Regions from separate parts of the Mus musculus genome. Here region 2 is linked to region 1. A link is a loop called in an ENCODE intact Hi-C map of the cell type or tissue named here. Cell type or tissue: left cerebral cortex. All regions are shown on one strand. Links, peaks and the distances in the headings refer to the core of each region. The heading gives the core; the rest is flanking DNA.

Region 1 (8,075 bases), core at 1,608-6,607:
CGTGGTCCAGTGGTGCTGGTCTTTAATCCTAACACTGGAGAGGCAGGTGGATCTCTGAATTCAAGGCTAGCCTGGTCTACACATCAAGTTCCAGGCCGACCAGGGATGATGCATACATAGTGAGAAGAGAAGTTCATACCAAAAGTGGGCTGTAAGGCGGCCTGCTGGAGAGGCAAAGGGAGAATCACTCTAAATGCAAGGACAGTTTAAGCCAAGGTCTAAAAACCCACACAAAAGAGGCCAGCAGGACGCATCGAGCCCACCAGGTAGGAGTGAAAATTCCAAGTACTGACCTTTACCTACCCACCCAGCCAGGCACACCCAGGAATCTGGAATATTTAGCTCCATAGCTCTTAACCCTGCTTTTCAAAACAGTTTCAGAAATGCAAACAGTCCTGGAGGCAGGGTGTGGTGGCATGCTCCCAAGGGAGGCAGAGGCAGGCAGATCCACCTGGTCTAGGTAATGAGGCCCTCTCTTCCCTCCTCCACCATACCCCCCCCAAAAGAGGGAGAGAGTGGGGTGGGTTTGAGGGTGTCTAGTATACAGCAGCCCCTGGGTACTAACCCCAGCACTTAGCAGACACAATATAGACTCAGGAAGGAGGCAGGAGGAACAGACACTCAGGGTCATTGTTGGCCACAGAGACTAACATTAGCTCTATGAAGCCCTGTCTCCAAAACAAAACCCTAAAAATAATTTCTCTAAGGAAAATATATGAACAAGCCAGGCATTGTGGCGCACACCTTTACTGTCAGCACTCAGGAGGCAGAGGCAAGCAGATCTCTGAGTTTGAAGACAGCCTATCTAGAGTCCAAGACTACCAGGGTTTGTTATACGGAGAAATCCTGTCTCAAACCAAACCAAAAAAAAAAACAAAAAACAAAAAAAAAAAAAAGGAAGAGGAGGATATTCCACAGTTAACATCAGGGAAAGGGAAATGTAATCAAAACCACAATAAAACAGACAAATTTAAAAATGTAATAAATTAAAATTACAATCTTCCTATACTGCCTGTGAAACATGTTAAGGGAAAAAAATACTGCTCAAACTGTTAAAGACAATTGCCACATGACCCAACAATTCCCTTCCCAACACACATGTGTTCATGAGAGCAATTTATAAGAAGCAAAAAGAAACAATCTACAATCTACAGTCCATCAACTGAAAGATGGTGCTGTGCGTGGCGGCGGCAACTGCCTTTAATCCAAGCATTCAAAAGACAGAGAGACTACAGTGGGGGGGGGGGGGGCTGAAGTTTTTAATCACAGCACTTGGGAGCCAAAGGCAGGTGAGTTAAAGCTAGCCTGGTCTACAGAGTCAGCCAGGGCTACAGAGAGAAACCCTGTCTCAAAAAACAAAATGGATGGGTGGATAGATGGATAAAGTTACATGAACTATGACAGATATATGCATGCAATTCATCCCACAGCTTAAGAGACAGAGGCAGGCATTTCTCTATGAGTTTGAGGTCAACCTAGTCTACAGAGTAGGTTCCAGAACTGTTATACAGAGAAACCCTGTCTCCAACAAAGAAAATAGAAAGAGAGAAAAGAAAAAACAATGGCTAATGTGAACCCGAAAAGATTCTCAACTCAGTTACTAGATAAATGCAAACCAACAAGAAAAGGGGACTGAGAGGGTATCTGTGTACTAGAATACTGGCCTCTATCATCTACAGGATTCTGGATCTATTCAGAGTAGGAGGCAATAAACACACAGACGCCAAATACTACTTCATACCCACTAGAACAGGCTGGGAGTGTAGCTCATACAACACCCGTAGGGTTTGCACAGGGCTCTGGGTTAGAGCTGCAGCACCAACAGAACAATGAATGGCACATGTCTATGGTCCCATGACTCTCATGTTTGAGCACCTACTAGCTCGAAGGACTGTAAGTCCCAGGTAAACACGGGCTAAATCCTCAAACATACAAAACACCAGAGTCCCCAGCTCTACAAAAACAAATTGAAAAAAATTGAAAAAGAAAGAAAGAAAAAAGGATATTGGCAATTGTACAGTATCAAAACAGATCATTTGTGTGTGTGTGTGTGTGTGTGTGTGTGTGTGTGTGCACTAATGCTCAGGTGCCCACTGTGTCTGGAAGAAGGCTTTGCACATGCTCTGGAGCTGGAGTTACAGGTGGTTATCAAGCACCTGGTGTGGGTTCTCAGAACAAATGGTACTGTGATCCTTTGAAGAGAAGCCTGAGCCCTCTTTACTAATTAGCCATCTTTCCAGCCCCAGACTTAACTCTGTCTTTTATATCCCCTGTGCGGGTAATTGAACCAAGGGACTCAAGCATAAAACCACCACTCTACTCTCAAGCTAAACCACCAGCACTGTAACTATACACTTCAAATGAGTGCCTCGGTAAAGCTGTTTCAATTCCACACTATACAAATTGATGCCGTTCCAGAACTTCGAGGAGTCTTAATGTCCTTGTGAGCAGACACCTAGAGTTTAGAAAGATGCACCCGCTTTACTTTTGAAAACTTCCTAACTTACATTATATCTCAAATGAGGCACAGCTCTGAAGCCAGGAACCAAGGCTTCCACGTCTTCCACTTTTCCCTACACGCCCGATGACACGGAGCTATGGAGCATGCCTCGGTTTATCAATTCGATTGAACACAGGCCGGTGCAGGCTACGAGGTGGGGATAAGAAAACCACTCTACGCAAAAAAAGATCAGAACCAAGGGCCACGAAGGGGGAGCAGAATTTAAACAGCTAAAAACACTTTACTCTGCAAAGTGGTGTGGAGTTAGGGTGACCAAAAGAAAACACCTATAGGTCAAAGAGAGCCAGCCAATGAGAGCGGGGGACCGATGACGTAGGTTAACCAAAGGGTTTTCTAAACCTGCTCTCTGCAAGTGATACTTAGGTGATCAGGCCTTCTCAGCGTGCAATGACAGGAGATACAATGTCGACGAAGTTCGCTGTCGGCAAGTTCCCCTTTTACAAGCGAAAAGCGCACAGCTATGCCCAAGATCAAACAACACTCCAGCGTTACTTACTAAGCCCTATCTCCAACTATCTCCACCGCCATCTTCAGGATGCGAGCCCAGCAGCCGCATCACTTCGGGGGCTGCGTAGCTCCCGGGTCGTGCAAACTGAAAGGAGATGCAGTAACACCGTGCATCGCCCTGGTTCCCGGTCCCCCGTCCCCCGATCCCGCCTCGGCCACGCGAGGACCTCACCTGCACACGCCTCGGATACAAGGCTCCAGCCAGATGCGGTAGGCGGTCTCGATGTGCTCCTGCGACACCTCCTCGGGCCGCACCGTCTCCGCCCAGCGCCAGGCCGCCTTCTCCAGCTGCAGCCGCGGAGCCATAGCCTTGACCGAGGTAGCACTCGCCGAGCCCGGTGGCCTCCGGCGCCGCCTCCGTCTCCGCCCGAATGGGCACGGGCCCCTGCCAGCCGAAAGAACCCAGCGCTGCCCTCAGACAGGAGAGCAGTCAATCACCTGCGCGCGCCACGGCCGCCGCGCCCGCCCGCCCGCGCCCAGCTCGCACGACCAGCCGCAAAGCGCCGCCGCCGCCGCCGATACCCGACAGACCCCGCGCCTGCGGACGTTGGAGGCGTACGCCCTGCCGCAGTCTGCGCATGCGTGCTCCCAGGAGTCCCTGCGCCGAAAGCCCATGTAATCCGACTGGCGGAAGAAAGCCAAGCGTCTGCCCAAAGGCGACTCGCCACGTCTTTTTTCCGCCATGGTGAAGGCAGCTAGCTACGCTTCAGCCTCCGTCGTCTACTCCGACGAGCGAGAGCTTGCCCTTGCTTTCCACACTTCCCCTGTTACTGTGACAAAGTTACACCATAGAGTACTCAACGCACACCATAGGGCCACCGGGACTGTGAGTGGGACCTGATAATAGCAGAAACCGAGGCAGCCGGAACGCCACAGTCGGATCGAGGATTTCACTTGAGCCTGGGCGAGTTCCGGCTCCTTGCCCGTGCTTTCTGACGTCACGAGGCGTTATGTGGTTTGCGGATGCTACAACGGGACTACATATCCCAGCGTGCAATGCGCTCTGCCACTCGCGGAGCGCGAGGCATCCTGGGGTTTGTAGTCTTCGAAGTGATAGGCTCAGTCTTTGAGTTGCAGGTTGTTTAGAAGCATACACAGGTCTGGGACGTGTTCTTTGCTGTAGGCTGTTGACCAGAGGGTCAACACTTTGACGTCTTAATTCGTTATGGAGTGTACACCCTAGCTCCCTGCTGTGATATTATTTCCTTTTTGCAACTACTTCCCCTTAGACCTAAAAAAGGCTAAACTGAATCACAGCGTTTTGTAACAGAAAAGAGCTATTACAGCTAAAGAGAGAAAATTCCAGGACTTTAAATATGTAAAAGCCCTGTGGGAATTCAAGGACTAATTCCTCCCTTATCTACTCCTCAACCCACCCCACCAGCCCCCAAGTAACCTTGAACTGAAGTCAAGATTTACTGAAGCAAGATTTGGTCCTTTGGTTGAATTTAGGCTGAAAATAAAAAACACAAAAATCTTCTAAGTCAGGACACACACACATACACCTCCTTTCTTAAAGAATTCCTACACCAGTTGGTTGGTGGTGGCACACACTTTTAATCTCAGGAGGCAGAGACAGGTAGATCTCTGAGTTAGTGGGCCAACCTTGTCTACAGAGTGAGTTCCAGGACAGCCAGGGCCACACAGAGAAACCTCGTCTCCTGGAAGGAAAAAAAAAAAAAGTCAAACAAATAAACACTGAATTCCTATACCACTGGTTAACAGTTGAACACTGTTGTGGGGCCCACCTTTAATCCCAGTACTCTGGTGGTGAAGGGTAGAGCCTTGCAAATTTAGTGAGTTTCTTTTTTTGTTGTTTGTTTGTTTTGTGGGGCCCACCTTTAATCCCAGTACTCTGGTGGTGAAGGGTAGAGCCTTGCTAATTTAGTGAGTTTCTTTTTTTGTTGTTTGTTTGTTTGTTTGTTTGTTTGTTTTTTGGAGACAGGGTTTCTCTGTATAGCCCTAGCTGTCCTGGAACTCACTTTGTTGACCAGGCCGGCCTTGATCTCAGAAATCCACCTGCCTCTGCCTCCCCAGTGATGGGATTAAAGGCGTGCGCCACCACGCCCAGCGAGTTTAGTGAGTTTCATGACAGCCAGAGCTACATACATGGTGAGACCCTGTTGCAAAAACACACATAATAAGTTGAACTACTTTCTTTTTGTTTTTAAGATTTATTTATTCATTTTTTTATGTATGCAAGTATACTTGTAGTTGTATAGATGGTTGTGAGCCTTAATGTGGTTGTTGGGAATTGAATTTTTAGGACCTCTTCTTGTTCCAGTCAACTCCACTCGCTCAGTCCCTGGTCACTCCTGCCCAAACATTTATTTATTATTATACATAAGTACTTTGTAGCTGACTTCAGACACACCAGAAGAGGTGTCAGATCTTGTTACAGATGGTTGTGAGCCACCTTGTGGTTGCTGGGATTTGAACTCAGGACCTGTGGAAGAGCAGTCGGTGCTCTTAACCGCTGAGCCATCTCACCAGCCCCCCAAACTACTTTCTTAAGTTAGAAAAAGGCACCGTTCCAGACTAATATCACAGAGGAAAGAAAATCCTCAGGGACAGCTGAGAGCAGTGGTTTAGCTGTGAGTGAGGGACGGGGAAGGCAAAGGCTAGTGGTGAGAGAGATTTGAATCCTCTTCAGTCTGGGCCAAAGGTAACATTAAACACAGAAATCTCATGAGACTTGCTGCAAAGCCAACTGGTTACAATCCTGCCATTCCAGCACATTCCAGGAGTCAGAGGCAAGAGGATTAGGAGTTCAAGGCTATCATCCTTGGGTAATTAGAAATTTAAATATGTAAAAGCCCTGTGGGAATTCAAGGATTAATTCCTCCCTTATCTACTCCTCAACCCACCCCACCAGACCCCAAGTAACCTGGAACTGCAGTCAAGATTTACTGAAGCAAGAAGGGAGATTCTCAAGGAGGGAATGAGGGGCGGTTAAGAACACTGATTACAGCCGGGCATGGTGGAGCATGCCTTTAATCCCAGCAGTAGGGAAGCAGAGGCAGGCAGATTTCTGAGTTCAAGGCCAGCCTGGTCTTGTGAGTTCCAGGTGAGTTCCAGGACAGCCAGGGCTATACAGAGAAACCCTGTCTCGAAAAAACAAAAACAAACAAACAAACAAAAAAACAAAAACAAAAAAAAGAAAGAGAAAAAAGAAAAGAAAAAAAGAGCACTGATTACTCTTCCAGAGGTCCTGAGTGCAATTCCAGTGTTCACAACCATCTGTAATGGATCGGATGCCCTCTTCTAGTGTGTCTGAAGACAGCTACTGTGTACTCATATACATAAAAATAAATAAACCTAAAAAAAAAAGGAGTGAATGAAAACCTGAAAAAGAGACAGCTGGGGATGATGAAGGAGAAGGCATCTTGTGGGTATGAGGGAGAGCAGAGACAGAGGCATCCACAACAGTCCAGAGTAAACTGGGTAAGCAGAGTGAACTGGGCCATGTGAGGAGACAGGGAAGGTGGCAAGGAGGGAGGAGAGCCAGAAGCCAAGAGCAGTGGCCATGAGCCAAAACCTGGCAGAGCCGAAATAGCCGGGTTATAAAGGAATCGGAGAAGCTGGAGGAATAGCAGCCCAGGCCTTGGGCTGGAGAGTTCAGGGTAGGTGGCAGGATGTGCCAGCCATGAGGGCCCTGGAACAGGTAGGGGCTGAGGGAGACTGGCAGCCGGAGCCCACTTTGATATTGAGTAGGCACCTCAGTTATCCACTGTTTAAGACCCAACAGAAAGAGTTGGAGGACCAGAGTTTGGGTCCCATCACCTACACTGGCTGGCTCACAACTTCCTGTGGCCCCAGTTCCAGGGGATCAGTATGGCCTCTGCAGATAATGCACACATACACACATATGACCAAGCCAGCCAATCATCAGGGTCTCGAGGGAGGGAGGATTTAAAAGAAAAAGACAATTAGAGACATTATAACATGACTCCAGCCAGCGCGGAGCTGAAGAGGGTTTATTTTTTTTTTCTAGTCTGCTTTTATACCATTCTAGGTATATGCAAAGAGTAAAGTCAGTTCTTAGATCAAAGATGAGGAACAAACAATGCAGAGACGAAGTAGTAAAAGAACAAACAAGGCCATAAACAAAGTCCTGCAGGCAATGTGTCTAGGGGTTTATCAGAAGACCAAGATACCAGGAATAAAATACGTTCCTCGGCTCTATTGTCTTGAGCTTTGTCCTAGCCCACTGTAAATATTCTTATCTGAACCTATTCTCTTGTCCTTCCAGCCCAATGTAAATATTCTTACCAATGTCCTTGAAGCAGCATCAAGGGCTCTCCGCACATCTACAAACAGGCAGGCACACACACCACACTAAAAAATAAAGCAGCTGAGCTTGGTGTGGGGGCACACAACTTTGCGGAGCAAAGGCAGAAAGGCAGAAAGATCTCTGAGTTGGAGGCCAGGGTCATCTACACAGTGAGTTCCAGGACAGCCAGGGCTGCTCAGAGAAACCCTGTCTCGAAACACCAAAAAGAAGTTAATGAATAAATAAATAGGGCTAGAGAGGTGGCTCAGTGGTTAAAAGTGCATTCTGCTCTTCCAGAGGTCCTGAGTTCAAATCCCAGCCCCCACAACCATCTGGAGCTCCAGTTTCAAAGAATCCAACACCTAGCCTCTGCCGGCACCTACAGTCACATGCATTTGCCCACATACAGATAGGCCACACTGATACACATAATTAAAATAATAAGAATAATTTTAAATATTTTTTTAAAGAGGAAGAGGGGCCAAAGAGATGGTTGAGGGGGGTTGAGGGTTAAGAGCTTTTGCCGTTGGAAATAGCAGTACACTCCTTTAATCCCAGCACTCGGGAGGCTGAGGCAGACAGAGCTCTGTAAATTCCAGACCAGCCTGGTCTACAGAGTGCAATAATCTACATGAGAATGATACCAACAACAACAAGGACAACACACTAAGCCCATTAAGAGAAAGTGAGGGGCTGGTGAGATGGCTCAGTGGTTAAGAGCATGGGGCTATTCTTGCAAAGGTCCTGAGTTCAATTCCCAGCAAACACATGGTG
Region 2 (8,075 bases), core at 1,603-6,602, 240 kb after region 1:
TGGGCAAGGATATCTGAGATTCTAGCCCTTGTAGAGGGGAGGCAGGAGGCTCAGGATTCTGCGGCCACCCTGAGTGGCATGAGTGTGAAGTAAGTCAGAGCAGCACAGCACCACCCTGTCAAAACCTGGGAAAACCTAATAAAGAGAGAAGAGCTTCCCTGTGGCTGGGAATCTTGAGATGGGCGTGGTATCAGGATCTGGATGAGATGGAGCCCTGGGAGTTATGTAGAGAGGCAGTAGAGTGTTGTACTGCATAGGTGTGGCACTGCATAGCAGCAGACAAGGAGGCAGGGCAATTTTACCAAGATCCTGGTGTTTGGAGTTGGTGAGATGGCTCAGTGGACACACCACACACACAATACAGAACCTTTTTTTTTTTCCCCCTCTTTAAGTCTTGGCTACAGCGCTCTGAGAAATAAGCTCAGTACCAAGGGAGGGCTTGGGAAAAAAACCCAAACAAACAGGGGAATAAAAATAGTCATGTTTGTAATAGAAACCCATGCAACCTGGTCCAGGCAGGGGAGAGTATTTGTTGGCTAATGAGACTGAATACTGAATAAAGCCCGCACCCAGTGGACAGCACAAAGCTCCTGGGTCTTGCTTTTGCATATGGCTTTGTGTGGATCCCATTCTCAGGAGTTAAGAGGCTGTCTGACATGAGTAATACCTGCCCTCAGCACCTCCATTCGTTTAACTGGACAGTTCTCACCAGGTTCTAGGACAGAGTCTCACTGGGTCCCATGCCTGCTGCTGATTCAGCATTGCAGTGATTGATCAAACCTGGGTTACACACACCCATCCCTACAGGTAGGAATGGCTTCAGGTTCATCTCTAGTGCCGCGTTAAAGCTGGGATCGAGGGTGCTGAAGAGGTGGCTCAGTGGTTAAGAGCACTGACTTGCAGAGGACCAGGGTTCAATTCCCAGCACCTACATAGCAGCTCACAACTGTCTGTAACCCCAAGATCCGACACACTCACACAGACATACATGCAGGCAAAACACAATGCACATAAAATAAAATAAATAATTAAAAAAAAGTCGGAGTTGAGGCTGCTTCAAGAGAAATGGCAATGAGAGACTATGAGAGACAAGAAGTAGATGCTTGAACCAGAACTACAGGTGAGGTAGAATTGGGCACCCTATGATAACCAGTTTTATGTCAACTTGACACAAACTAGAGTCATCAGAGAGGAGGGAGCCTCAATAGAAAAGAATGCCTTCATAAGACCAATCTGCAGGCAAGTCTATAGGGCATTCTCTCAATTAGTAACTGTCAGGGGAGCCCATTGAGAGTGAGCCATCTCTGGGCTGGTGGTCCTAGGTTCTATAGGAAAGCAGGATGAGCAAGCTAGGGGAGCAAGGCAGTGAGCAGCATCCCTCCATGGCCTCTGCATCAGCTCCTGCCTCCAGATTCTTGCCATTTGAGTTCCTGTTCTGCCCTCCTTCAATGATGGGCTACAACGTGGAAGCATACACCAAATAAACCCTTTCCTCTCCAAGTTGCTTTTGGTCATGGGGTTTCATCATAGTGATAGAAATCCTACCTAAGACACCTGCAGCCTGCCATCCTGTTCATTTAACGGAGCTGGAGCTAGGAGGACTGGGGTGTGGGAAGGAGGCAGGAGAGACTGGCGTCTGGGTTGGCAGCAAGGGATGGGGTAGATTAGGGTCAAGGAGTAACCCCACTCCAACTTGGGGTGGTGGAAAGGTCAAGGTCAAGGGTCACTTTCTGACAAAAAAAAAATCAGCCCAAGAGACAAAGTTAGTCCTTGTCCTCAGAATAGACGAGGAAAGGCCAAACACTTGGGTGACATCCCATCAAGATACAGCAGCTGGTGGAAAGGCCAGACATTGTCTGGGACATTCATGGGACTTCGAGGCAGGATAAAAGAAAGGACACAGCCAACCTGCCTTGGGAACAGAGAAAACTGTACTTTCTCTCAAGCCAAAGAAATTGATGAGGTTTTTTTGTTTGTTTGTTTGTTTTGTTTTGTAATCACAAGTTGCCATTTATGGTCATCGGAGTGGAGGGTGTGGCTGAGTGGCAGAGCACTTGCCAAGTATCTGGTGAGCCCTGGGTCCTCCCTGGCATCGGAGAAAGGCTAGACAACTTCGATCCCTATAGGGTGAGATTGCCCACATAGGGAAATGCCCACAGGGTAGAATGCAGCCTTGCTATAAGCGGGGCTTCGTTCGACACAGAACGATGTTTACAGTACAGCTTTGAAAGAAGTAGATTGCAGGCTGGGAGGTGGCTTAGAGGGCAAAGTGATTGCTGCGCAGGTGTGAGGACTTGAGTTCGAATCCCTAGGGCCCACATAAAGCTGGATGCAGGAGCACACATCTGAGGTCTCAGAGTTCTGCCTCCTTAAGACACACCCTCCTGTTTTTTGAGAATGGATGTTTTGTATCCTAGGACACTCTGAATCTTCTATGCAACCAAGGGTCACCATAGATTTTTCTGCTTCCACCTCCCAAGTGCTGGGATTACAGCCATCCATCTCAGAGCTTGGATTATGAATGTGGTAGAGGCACTAACGTGGGGCTTCGTGCATTCTTGGCAAGCTCTCTACCGACTGGGCTACATCTCCAGCCCGCAAGAGAACATTACTGAGATAAGGTTCCTCTAATGTTGGGGAGCATCTGACAGAAGGCTAGGCTCTCTATTCTCCAGCAGCTAGTACACGGCCAGAGAAGGCAGCTATTCAACAGGCGCCGAGATGACAGGGAAGAGAAGGATTTGATAGGTCAGATCCAACCAAAGGGGCCAGGGGAGAGCACTCAGGGACAGTAAATGTAGGACTTTTTTGAGGGGGAAAGTCTTTAGTTCTAAACAAAACCGAGGGTGATACTCAACTCCCACTCCAAAAACAGACAGATAAAGCTGTGCACAGCAAGTCACTTCCTCTCTCAGAGAAGCAAAGAGGCAGGCTATGGAGGGGCACGCCTATAAGCTCAGCACTTCGGAGGTAGAGGCTTAGCAGTTTAAGATCAACCTCTGGTACCTAGTTAAGCATTCAAATCCAGGCTGCGCTAAACGAGATCACGTCTCAAGTTATTAAAAACAAAACAAAACAAAACAAACCCGGTAGCCTGGGTATGGTGATGCACACCTTTAATCCCAGCACCCAGGAAGCAGAGGCAAGGGATTCTCTGAGTTCCAGGCTAGCCTGGGCTCCACAGCAAGTTTCAATACAGCTAGGGCTACCCATGGAAAGAAACTCTTGTCAAAAAACAAAAAACAACAACAAAAAAGAGAGAGACAGCTCAGGCATGGTAGTACATTTCTTGAAATATCAGAACTCTGGAAGCAGAGGCAGTAGTATTGCTGTGTTCTGGGACAGCCTGGTCTACATAGCCATTCTGGGATAGCAAGGGCTACATAATGACACCCTGTCTCAATAAAATAAACAAAAATATAAAAGTAAAACATATTTACAACACTTTTCTTCACGAAGTTGCAAGACTCAAAATAAACTTTAGTTACAACACCGTGCACATCATTGTTCATAGTTTTATTACGGATAAAAAATACCGTTAAAAGGCGCAGAGAGCCAACCAGAGCATGCAAGGAACGCAGCCCGCGCGCGTGCGCGCCAAGGGGCGGAGCCCGAGCCGCCCTCAGCCCCTTCTCTCTCTTTGTCCCTCCCACTTCCGCGGGCACCCAACCATGCGTCCCCTGCGTGCTGACGTCAGGCGCGTGCCCCTGTCCGGCAGCCGAGGAGGCCCCGCGCAGTGCTGCCAACGCCCCGGCGGAGAAGCTGAGGTGAGTGCGGGGCCCGAGAAGCCTCCCTGCGGGAGCGTCTTCTGCGCCGCCCGGTCCCCTTCGCGTGTCCCCCCCCCCCCCGTCCTCTCTCGGTTCTCGAGGATGCTCGCGGGCAGGGGCATCCCGGTGCTTGCGGGCGGTGGGCCGCGAGGGAGGGCTTGCCGGGGTCGCGTGCGCCCGCCGGCCCGGGTTCTGAGGGAAGCGAGGCGGGGTCGCGGCGAGGCTTAGGGCTGGAATGGCGGCGCGGCGCGGCCGGGGATGGCGGCGGCCGAGGGCACAGCCCGGCCGAGCTGTCAGCGGCGGCGGCGGCGGCGGCGGCGGCGAGAGGACCGGGCACACCCATCCCACCCGCTCCCCTCCCCCTCCGGCCGCCCGCGGGCTCCGAGGCCCCGGGGCGCGGGGTGGGAGACGCCCGGTCCGGACCGGGGTCGGAGGCCGGGGGCTGTCTCTCCGTTGTGGGCCTCGACTTCCTGCTTCCCCGGCCCCGCCACGGACGCGTTGCGGCTGGCGGGGGAGGGGAGCGGAACTGCGGCCGCAGGGCCGGGCCGGGCCGGGGCCGAGGTGACGGACCGGGCGGCTCTGCGCCTGCGCCCCTCGGCGGTCTCCAGCCCCGCGCCGTGTCCTCTCCTGCCCCGCGGCTCCCGGGGCTCTCCTGCCGGGGCCGGCCTCTTTGCCATCCGGGACCTGCCTAAGCACCTCCCGAAACCCCGCCTGGCCACTTACTCAGTTCCTCGTTCCTAGCAGGAAATTTTCTTTGTCGGTTATTATTACTATTTTGTAAATTCCTCTTTCCACCCCTTTAACTCTGGGAGAAATTCAGTGTGGAAGATTACGTCATCGCAGCATAAGGGGTGAGAGTTTTAACTCCTACAAGTCAGGGCTATTCAAATTAAGACAGCATCTTGCGGCCTTTGTGGGTCAACCCAGCACATTGGTTCAGAGTAAGGTGGCAATTTTTTTTTGTTGTTGTTGAAATCCTGTTGCCTGTCTTCAGGCTGCCTGAGATGCACCTAAAATACCGAAGGTTCAAAATCTTAGGTTTAAGTTATTTTGGTCAGGGAATATACACTGTCTGCAGCCACTTGTGTAGGTATGATCTTTAAAGGACCCCTTGGCTATATACTCGGGTGAATTGCAGGAGCAATTCTTTGCCACACTAATTGTGACTTACTTGATGTAAAGAACCCAACTTCAGTGCATGGTTTGAAGAATGAGGTGAAAAGAGAATTTCGTCATACCCCTGATTTGTCTTTGTTAGGATTGCAACTTCAAAGTTGCATGCTTTAGTTTTTCCATTAAAAGGGCTTTTGGATTTTTTTTTTTTTTTTATCTTGAGACAGGGTCTCCATATGTAGCCCCGGTTAACCTTAAACATAGAGGGACCTCCTAGTCTCTGCCTCTCAAGAGCTGGGCTTACAGGAATGAGCTACTTGAATTACCAACCTTGATTTTAATTTCTAACCCTAAAAACTTGAGTAATATTTTTAGATCACTAGAATGGTGTGTCCTTTGATTATAGTACACACTAGCATTGAAGAACATTAACACTGCAAAGCAAATGATATCCAGTGCATCCCTGTAAGGGTGGCTCATGTTTGAACAAGACTTTTCCCATTATTGCTCATTTGTATAGAAAATGATGTTTGTAAAATACTGGAGTGGTGGATTCAAATTGGCTTTCTGTAGTTGGTAGTTGTGGAGCTTGAATCTTCCAAAATCTTCCAAAATTTGTTAGCCTTAATGTGACATATAGGAATATAAAATTGGAATACTTACCTACTATTGTGTTTTTTTTAGCCTATATTTAAAAGGTTTATATGTGCACCATTTTTTTTTTTTTAATTAACTAGTTTGGGCTGGTGAGATGGTATAGTGGATAACAACACTTGTCCAACAGGCCTGACTACCTTAGTTGGGTCCCCCAGAACCCAAAGTGGAAGGAGTGAATCCTCTCCAAAGTTGTTCTCCATTGGGCCTTAGTGGTCCTAGCCTTTAATCCCAGCCCTGGGGAGGCAGAGGCAAACTCTTGAGTTTGAGGCTAGACTCATCTACACAGCCTGTCTTGAAGAATCAAAAACAAAAGCTGTCTTCTGATCTTCACACTCTTGCCAGTGTGTATGTGTACAAATAAATGCACACAATAATAATAAAAATTAAAAACACAATTAGTTTGATTTTGACATAAGAGATTGGCAACTGAGTATTTACAAGGAGTTTGTTTTTAAACAATTTGTTCAAGACCCTAAAGTGCCTTATATTCTGTTAAACTCTTATTTAAATTCAAGATGTTTTCATATTGAGACAATACCTGTGCTTAGTAAACACATTCCCTGCTCCGGTGATCCTTGTAAACCCATCAAGACTAAAGTTTACAAAGTTTACAAATCTTTGCAAAAAGATTTGTTTTCTTAGGAATATTTTTGTAGATTATTTTATTTCAGATTTTCATACATGTGAAACATTTTATATTTTGACCACCCTATCTCCCTCCTCTGTCCCTCAGCTCTCCCCTCAGTGAGTCCATCTCCCAACTCTTGTTCTTTTTTGTGACCCACTGAGTCTAATGCTGCCCCACATTTCTAGTTACTTTTATGATACGTATACTGCAGATTTTTTTTTTCTTTTTTTTTGGTCTAATGTACTTTTTGGAGGAGAATTGATGGGGCTTGAATGCACAGTCAAACTTTGATCTTTGATTCATAGGGCTATAATTTAAGTGGTTCTTCCATTTTAGTTTTAGTTTTTTGTTTTTTGTTTTTTTTTTTAAAGAGGATAAGGGGCATTTAATTACAAGATCTCTTATGAAAGGGAACAATTCATATTGAGTGTATTTTTCTCCCATAAACAGCTCTCTATATTCCTCAATGTAAAAGGGCTATTCTTTATTTCTCTGATACTGCCTTTTCAGTCTTTGCAGAATGTTTGCTGCCAGTTTCCCCTGATCAAACATAAGTAAGTTGTGGGAAGTCAGGGCTTTGACTTGGTATGGTTATTCTGTATCCCTGGCACCTAGGTAGGATACTGCCATACATATGGTGGGCTTTAATAAATATTTGTTGAATGAGTATATTTGGTAATAATGTCTGAGGGTTATTCATTTACTGTACATCCCGTAGGCCTTCCTGTTTGTTTCCTCAGATTTGTTTACTTATATGCCTAGTCAGCTGTATCCAAATCTGGGCTCACTGAAACTTGCTAAGCTTTTCTTGCTTGACCTTATCCATCTGTTTAGTACAGTGTTTTCTACAGCTGCACTATCTGGAAAATTTGCCATCAACTAGAAAGTCATCTGGACATTATTCTTTTATTCTTCTAAAACAAATCCAGACTTAACCTGTTTCCTCATTTTCCTGTATTTATGTGTTTGCAAATAGTAGCTTATTTCTGTCCCCTTCTTCACCCCCTGCTGTGTCAAGTTTCCTGGTCATGTGATGTTTTGCCCCTTGTGAGTTTCTACTTTTAGTTGCTCATCTCTTCTATCCAAAGTATTTTTACTGAAGCGTTTTTTGTTAGTGCTATTCCACTTTGTCTGCCACTGCTGGTGTTAGTTTAGAGTGTTAAGAGTTCCTCTTCACTAGTTACCCTGGGACGTGGGTCTCATACTGTTTATTCCAAATGAAGAGACTAAATGTTTTGTCACCTACATGGTGTCCTTCCTTGCAGTTTTGAGAATTAAGAAGCTTGTCAAGGCAGCACATCCCTATAATCTTAACACTTGGAAAGTACAGAAGAATCTGGAAGAAGTTTAAGGCCAACCTTGGTGACATGCAGTTCTAGGCTAGTCTGAATTACATGAGACCATGTCTCAAAAAAAAAAAATCAGTTTTCAATTTTTAAAATTAGAGTCTCCTAAGTTACCAAGGTTAGCCTTGAACTTTCCTTACTTTTATCTCACTTTCTATCAGTAGCTAGGGTTACAGACCTGAGCTACCAGGCCCAGCTTAGAATTGGTATGTGTCTAGGTTTATTTTGTGTGAATGAGTATTTTGTTTGTATGTGCGTATGTATGTGTACTGTGTGTGTGCCTGGTGCCCACAAAGGTCAGAAAATGTGGTGGGCTTTCCTGGCACTAGAATCACTGCTGGCTGTTCGTGCCAGGAGCTAACCTGGGCCTTCTGCAAGAGTAACAAGTGATCTTAACAGAGGAACCATTTGTCCAGCATGATCCTTTTCTTCTACAACTTAATACCTAGAATTAGTCGTTAATGTTGCAGTGTGGGTACACTGAACTTAATGACTTGACTGTTGCTCACTATTTTTCTTTAACACTTTCTACTTCTTACACATCATTTTCTTGAGGCTCTTCGT

What was found. A loop is a pair of places that touch in the nucleus more often than their neighbours do. Peaks named below come from ENCODE experiments on the same cell type or tissue, not always from the same donor. Only the 100,000 strongest peaks of a DNase experiment are listed, where the experiment ranks them.
Region 2: a loop joins it to region 1, with 3 times the contacts of the local background. A loop is called at or near these places in 3 of 42 quality-filtered maps.

Annotation. Positions count from the first base shown.
Region 1 is chr4:137,589,642-137,597,716 of GRCm38, reverse strand. Usp48 (ubiquitin specific peptidase 48) reads right to left here and starts at 3,545. Exons shown (of 27, transcript NM_001355588.1): 1 at 3,201-3,545. The coding sequence starts at 3,334. In left cerebral cortex, for the core only: no CTCF peak of the experiment used is centred there; DNase peaks (open chromatin) are centred at 2,885, 3,622 and 3,986; H3K4me3 peaks cover 2,446 bases; H3K27ac peaks cover 1,705 bases.
Region 2 is chr4:137,353,338-137,361,412 of GRCm38, reverse strand. It overlaps Cdc42 (cell division cycle 42), which reads left to right and starts at 3,654. Exons shown (of 6, transcript NM_009861.3): 1 at 3,654-3,767. In left cerebral cortex, for the core only: no CTCF peak of the experiment used is centred there; DNase peaks (open chromatin) are centred at 3,671, 4,441 and 4,541; H3K4me3 peaks cover 2,707 bases; H3K27ac peaks cover 1,292 bases.